3 separate regions of the Mus musculus genome follow, and regions 1 and 2 are each linked to region 3. The links are chromatin loops, found by intact Hi-C in ENCODE. Cell type or tissue: heart. All regions are shown on one strand.

Region 1 (2,500 bases), 160 kb before region 3:
GACTTAACTTTGTGCTCTGTGGCTGATGAACACAACTCCACTGGCTCCCACACAATCCAGGTAACTTTAACTTGCTTACCACCACCTGAGTTCTTATACTTTTTCCCAAATCAAAAATCTTATTTTCTGTCATCCATCTAGACAATCTGAATTGCTAGTGATATTCATTTATTTGTCTTCATAGAAGGGTAATCTTTATGTGAAAGCAAAGAGGGAGAGAGATGATAGCAGCGTAAAGCTTCTGCCTGAACCAACCTGTGATGACGGGTTTTATGGCAGCAATCTCACCCCTTAGCTACTGTGGTTTTATTTGTAATGTAATGTTTTGCTAAGGGTAAAGCAAAAATAACTTGGAAATGCATTACCTACATTGGCCCTGTCCTAGCTAGTCACTCGGTTCCACCCAGGAAGAACCTCCGCAATCAGGAGACAGCCACAGTGGTAGACACAATGGCATCAGCCTCTAATCCCAGGCCCAAGGCAGAGATCATGATTTGAAGCCACTGTGGGATATATACAGCAAGTCCAAAGTTACTCTGTGATACACAGTGAGACACCGAATCAAAAAGAAACACAACAACAAAGAGAACGCAGGTGACATTTATGAACCCTTATCATCCTTTTCAGAAACAAAAGAACACACATAAGAGGTCTAACATGCTAGACATATAAAGGTCTATTATATAGTTAATGTTTGCCTTTGAAAAATGTTTTCCCTCCTGTGTATGTGTATATGTGTGCACACATTTACATACACTGGTGATTGAACTCAGGGCCTCGTGTGTAGAAATCAAGCATTCAGTCAAAGCTATATCCAGACCCTGAAAACTTTTTATTTTTTGCCTTTATCAGCTTCATTGCAGCTTTAAAACGCTTTAAAAATTACATATAATAAAAAACAAAAACTATCAAATGAATGACAAAGGAAAAAAGTTAGATTTGTAGAGGGGTATTTAAAGGCTAATCCCTTTGAGAATTTCAAACTCTCCCTCTTCCTTTTAAACTAACTTCTCTTTCTTTCATTCAGTGGTACAATTTCACTGCTCCACAGAGAGGGAGCAAGGGAAACTGCGGACGTGTGTGTCAGCACATGCACATTTGCCAAGAAGGAAGATTAAGTGACCATGTGGGTGTTTACGCTGAGATCGGGGCAGTTCTTAGCAGTCCACTAAGAATTCCCGGAATCAAGACAGGCTGGCTGTTCTATTCTAGGTCACTGTCGGAGGCTGCAGTCTCTGAGGATCTACAAAATCTTATTCTCTACTTCAGAACCTTTTACTAAGCATCAACTCAAGAACAAGGGAGAAGGAACTGGAGTACGGAGTATAAACATAAAAAGCAAGAGACAGAGAAGGGCGGCCCAGGAGCAGGAAGAGCCAGGAGAGGCTTGACCCAGATGAGAGAGGAGCTCCCCAGAAGACAGGAGGAGGGCTGCTTCCCTGCAGCTGGGAACTAGACACAGGACACTGCGTTCCCTTTTCTCGAAAAACAGCCAGGCATGGGAGCTCAAAGTAAACACTTAATCCTGCTGTTTATCTTTTTAACATGAAGAGATGTTAACAGCAGGTTTTTTGCTATACAGAATTTTTTCTTTTTTTTTTCAAGACAGGGTTTCTCTGTGTAGCCCTGGCTGCTGGAACTCACTTTGTAGACCAGGCTGGCCTCGAACTCAGAAATCCGCCTGCCTCTGCCTCCCAAGTGCTGGGATTAAAGGTGTGTGCCACCACGCCCGGCTCTACAGAAATGTTTCTTATTCATTTAAAAACCATATTTTTTCCTGCTAAAATGTGACAGGAGCTCTCTCTCTCTCTCTCTCTCTCTCTCTCTCTCTCTCTCCATACTAAAATAGGATTTCCCTATGTATCCCTGGCTTGCCTCAAACTTGAAGCTCATTGTTACAGTTTCCTAAGTATTGACATTACAGGCATGTGCCACCATGCTTGGTATGAACTTTCCAGTACCACTGGACAGGAACAAATAATAAACTTTCCTTGCTAAATGTATAGTTCATATAGTTTTGATACCGGGTAGGATTCCATATCTACTACCACTGTCACAACATTAAGCAACTCCTATGATATTAGAGATGATCTGTCACCAGTTATCCCAGAAGTGATAGTATGTCTTGACTCAGGCACACAATTTCTGTAAAGACAGATTGTAGGTGAGGCAGTTGTAGACTACAACAGTTTCCTCATTTCCAAGCCCCTCACACCTCCTTGATGAAGAATCACAGTCATCACTTCCTTCAGTTTGTAGCCTGAGAGAGGTTGTCCCAAGTTGTGTGTGTTAATAAACAGTCCTGTCTGCTGAAGATCAGACTTCTGTCTCTCCTGCTTCAGAAACCAAAAGGTTCTTCATTTTGGGGCATAGGGATAAAGAGGTCAACTTGTGAAGGAAAAAGTGGGATGGAGAGCGAGGCATCACAGGTTCTGACTCTACAAAGAGTCCTGATCTGTATTATATGACATTAGATCTAAGATGGCTCCCAAATACTGGT
Region 2 (2,500 bases), 150 kb before region 3:
ATATTTAGGTCTGATAATCTGAGGCTAATCCTTGGACTCCACAGGGTGGAACAAGATAAGCAACTCCTATAAGTTATCCTCTGACTCCACACAGGCACCACAGCACAAACATGCCTCCTCCCAAATAATTAATACGGAAGGATCAGACTGACAGTCCTGTGGTCACATTATTCCATGCACAACCTGAGCCACGAACACAAACAACACAAAATGAAATGTTGAATAATGCTGCTTTATTTCGAGCTCTGCCAGATCTAGCCCCTGTCTGAGAACCATGTGTTAGCTCTCAAATATTAGGAAGCAAAACTTCACTAATTGTTTGGAAGAGGTTAATTGAATCAGTAGGGTAAATCACAATATAGGATAGATCACTATTATAACAAATATTTTTCATGTTATATAATAAAAAAAAATGTTGCAAGAAAGTATTTTCTGGCCTCACCTCCATTTCTCTAAAAATAGCCAAATCCAGAAGGCCTCACTCATATGTTCCATTTGGGTGCTGGGACGGGGGATGTGTGTACAGACTTTTCTTTCACATCTGTGACTCCTGCAAAAATATCTGGCAGTACATTCAGTTCTGTGTCTTAAAACTCACAGGGCCAATTCTAAAATAATGTTATAAATGCTCATGGTTCTCATCACCTAACTAATCTAAAATGGCAGGTCCTTCAGCTTCCTAAGATCATTGTAGGGAAATGTTAGCCATTTCTAGGTGCTGGTCTGCTTAGAAGGACATACAGTTTGTCATGAAATTTAAATGTGAATTTCATTATAAGTGATACCCACATGGCTTAAAAAATATCTTTAATGTATTAAATATGCAACAATTAGGAGGTAAGAATCCCAAGGACTCTAAAGAAAAGCTTCTCACTTCCCTAATAGAAATCTTTCTCAAAACCTAAGGGCACAGAGAATCCACAGCCTTATTCAAGCCACAATTAAAAAGCTTTGGGACAGTCCCAGATTCAGCATCAGCTCTTTGAGCACATCCAGGACAGGACAGAACACTTTCACATCAGGAAATGATCACAAATGTGGGTGTACTTCAGCTTCTTCACTACTGGCTCCTCCCTCTGAACCCCTTCTCTTGCAGTGCCAAGGCTGCTGGCTACCTTCCTGTTCTAACAGTCTCTATCTTTCCAGTAATGCAGGACTTTCACTTTTCTGAATCAGGAAGCAGATCTGATTTACAGATCACGAGAACAAGGAACAGGAAAATGAGATCAGCCACACAGGCATGCTCAGAAGGTAGGGCTGCAGACTGTGTGTTATTTGCGGAATAAGAAGTTCATTTCTTCTTGCCCACATCTAGCACATATTCTGAGTATGGCAGCCAAGATGAATGCATGGATATCTAAGAAAAGCTACTATCCAGTGGACATTCAAGAATAATATTTATAGAAGAATGAAGTCACTGGAGTATGAAACACATTTACTATATTACAAAATAGTGTGTGGGATTATAACCATCTCTCTCTGTAATGCTGAGAAACCTGAGGCTGCAAGCAATAAACAACTCAATGTCACACGCTCGAGCCAAGATCCAAGCTGGCATTAGAATTGAGGCCACTGAATACACTATTTGAATATTCTTTCCCACTAACCTCTACTGCTTTTTTTTGAATTTACATTAATTCTTGCTTTCATTTTATACTTTTATTTTTATGCTACTTGCTTTTTTCTTTTGTGGTGCTTCTATTTCTCCCACTTTGCTCCCAGAAGCGAGAGGAAGTACCCATGAGAAATACAAGGTGATGCATACACTGGCCATGAAAGCAAAGGGCAGCAGACAGGGGGAGGGAAAACAAAGGGGAACAATGGCTAGGAGAACAAACCAGACATAATGATGGTCGGTCTACAAAAGGAACAGAGCTCACCTGACACTGGCCAAAAAAAAAAAAAAAAAAGGTAAAATCACTACATAATTCTTTAATAAAACTTTCAGATTTTTATCTTGGTTCAAAACTGAGTTGAGACAATTAATATATGAATTAATTAATATATTATATTTACTAACATATGCTTATTACATATTAATATATAATGTACCACTGCAATTTTATTTTTTGAAGGTAGTTAAAAACAAAACAAAGCCCATACTTACACCTTCCATCACTGTTTTGATGTACAATGTGTGAGGTTAGAGCTGAACCTACAACAGAGGTTGAAAATTCCCTGTCCTTATTGGCAGCGCAAAGAAAAATCTAGACATCAAGACATCTCCCTACCTAAGCAGATCAGAAGCTGTGGACCAAATGCTCACTTCACGATTTTTGTAGGTGAACATCTACTGGCCCACAGCACTATCATCTATTTATGTATTCTCTGCCTGCTTTAGATGGTTGTTGGGAATAGAGAAACTGGCATGGCCTGCCAATGTGTTTGCCCATGTTATATTTGAAAAAAAAAAATCAAGATCTTGAGTAGTTTAGCCAGTTCATCTTTACCTCATTAACTATGAACTTCTTCTGTGGGATGGTGATAGTAATTGCAGGGG
Region 3 (2,500 bases):
GCTGGAGTCAGGGCCTGGCCTTGCCACATTTGCATTTCCTATGGAGCCTTAAGGAGCTGACCACTTACTGAGTTTACTTTGCAACTCAATCTAGCTGAAACAAAGCAACAGAATCCAGCTGAAACAAAGGGATTGGTTTTTGGCTTTTGCCTATAAAAACTCAGAGCTGAAATTTTGAGCCATGATAAGAAATCTTTGTCTTGGCTTCATTCTTTTCTCGCCCGCAGTGCTATTTCATTCCCAGCCTTCCTTTCAAGTGTACCCAGTTCTCCATGGCTGCTGGACAGCTACAGATAATTAATGGGGGGGTGGGGGAGGGAGGGAGGAGGAGAGAGAGGCAGAGAGAAAGGAAGAGGGAGAGAGAGAGAGAGAGAGAGAGAGAGAGAGAGAGAGAGAGAGAGAGAGAGAACGCGAGAGGAAGCTAAATAGCAAATAAATAGAAATTACTTTTTTAGGACCCGAACACACACAAACCTGCTGTAATAACAAATAAACATATCTTCTTCAGTTCTCTTTACTATTTTCTGACTTTCATGAAGCATTAAAATATTACATCGTTGCTGGGCGTGGTGACGCAGGCCTTTAATCCCAGCACTCGGGTGGCAGAGGCAGGCGGATTTCTGAGTTCGAGGCCAGCCTGGTCTACAAAGTGAGTTCCAGGACAGCCAGGGATACACAGAGAAACCCTGTCTCAAAACAAAACAAAACAAAACAAAAAAAGAAAGGAAAAGAAATTACATCGTTAACATACATAAAGTCTTTCCTTTCTATTCCCTTGTCTAAATTTTTTCAGAACTCTAATTTCAGATTTTAGGCTGTTTTTCTTATATGTGAAACTCAAAGCATTTATTTACAGAAATGGTTTATTGTACACAGGTTAGCTTAGGAACAGGGAGGGGCCCCAGTGGCATGGGCAGAGGAAGACACCCAGAGACCAGCAACATGGTCTTCCTGCAGTGGGAGCCACTACAAAGTATAAGTATGTGGTAGGCAGATGGGTGAACGGAGCACAAGAGTAGAGCTGTCTCTAGTCCTATGGTTGAAGATGAGCTGTTCAGGGGCATGAGAACCTAAGAGCTTACTCTGCCCCTTGTCATTGGCAGCACTGTGTGAACTCGCTCAAGTAATGCTGGACAGCTCCCCCTAGTGGTACAGATGCAGGAGAGCTGTCAAGCTGAGGAAGTCACCTACCACCAATGCCCAGATCCAGGGCTTTGAGTTAGCCTACTCCAGCATCTACCTCATAGATGAACTGCTAGAGTGTGTGAATAAGCTAGTCCTACTGATCCAAAGCTGCAGGAACTCACAACCCAGGGCAATAACAAGATATCTAAGAGGAGTGCCAGTGAAGATCCAATACTGATAGTGTCCAGTACTGATAGCCTCCAAGCAGACCAATGATTCAATGAAATAAACATCTGCAAGCAAAAACATGTGGACAGAAGTGTATATTGTGGGACACACTGTAACACACTACAGTGTCCATGACAAGATGTTTTCTAAACTTTGTTTTCTTTTGTTTATATTTTATTTTTGTTTTGTTTTTCTTTAGGAGGAGGTGACAAGGGCAGAGGGTAAGTACAAAGGGACTGAGAGATGAGTGGGGTTGGAGTGCATGATGTGAAACTCAGAAAGAACCAATAAAAAGTTTTTTAAAGATCCATTGGATTTTCCTTCTAAAAATGTTCAATAAAAAAAACTAAATATTATACACAAATGAAAGTAAAGGCAGTCTTGTTTCATTGTATAATAATGTAACCCACTACCACAAAAAAATGATAGAAGTAAAAACACAAGACAAGTGAGAAATTTGATTCAAGCAAATATGTTTTTTTCCCCAATCGTCTGACACCCATTACTCTGCTCTCCATGGGCAGAATCTGGCAGGCCTCTCAAGTAAACCAAAGGAAAGATATCCACCAGACAGAATGCTGCATACAGCCTCCCACAAAGGCCAAACAAGTATAGCAAGTTCTAACAGGTACCTTAAAAGTGAGGACACAGTGGAATGATTTTCCCTCCATGAGAGCCAAATACCACAGTGTGCCAAAACCTAGATGTAAGGTTTTCCTACGCAAGTAGATGATGACAAGCAAGCTAGCAAAGTAAGTTATCTGTTCCCTTATAGACCTAAATAGTAAATTCAGACTGCCCTTTATTGCTTTCTCTTAAATATTACTCCTTTAAGAAAATCTTACATGAGTTAGACAGTTAGTAAAACTGTCTAGATGACCACCACAAATGACCCTAACAAGCAAAGTTATTTGGGGCATATTTCTATTATTTGAGATATGGCCAAGTAAATCTCACATGCAAAATAAACACAGTGATATTCATTTCAACAGAGTTACTCTGGAAACTGAATGAGGGAACACTGTGCAAAAGAGTCTATAGTACCCAACATATTATATAACACATTGGGTATATACATACAAATGAAAGCTGTAACTACTGTGTAGTTCCAGACCATAGTCTACACCTACAACTTATATGGAAGGAT

The links. Hi-C counts contacts between places; a loop is a spot of excess contacts. Peaks named below come from ENCODE experiments on the same cell type or tissue, not always from the same donor. Only the 100,000 strongest peaks of a DNase experiment are listed, where the experiment ranks them.
Region 1: a loop joins it to region 3, with 3 times the contacts of the local background. A loop is called at or near these places in 4 of 42 quality-filtered maps.
Region 2: a loop joins it to region 3, with 2.5 times the contacts of the local background. A loop is called at or near these places in 4 of 42 quality-filtered maps.

The regions. Positions count from the first base shown.
Region 1 is chr16:15,947,255-15,949,754 of GRCm38, forward strand. The region is part of intron 10 of Spidr (scaffolding protein involved in DNA repair); the gene reads right to left. Among named protein-coding and RNA genes, the nearest start is that of Cebpd, 61 kb to the left of the region's middle. In heart, a CTCF peak has its summit at 1,071; DNase peaks (open chromatin) are centred at 1,147 and 1,377; H3K27ac peaks cover 903 bases.
Region 2 is chr16:15,955,451-15,957,950 of GRCm38, forward strand. The region is part of intron 10 of Spidr (scaffolding protein involved in DNA repair); the gene reads right to left. Among named protein-coding and RNA genes, the nearest start is that of Cebpd, 69 kb to the left of the region's middle. In heart, no CTCF peak of the experiment used is centred here; DNase peaks (open chromatin) are centred at 521 and 1,121.
Region 3 is chr16:16,103,324-16,105,823 of GRCm38, forward strand. All of the region lies in intron 5 of Spidr (scaffolding protein involved in DNA repair), which reads right to left. Among named protein-coding and RNA genes, the nearest start is that of Spidr, 42 kb to the right of the region's middle. In heart, a CTCF peak has its summit at 1,152 (motif pointing left); a DNase peak (open chromatin) is centred at 1,138.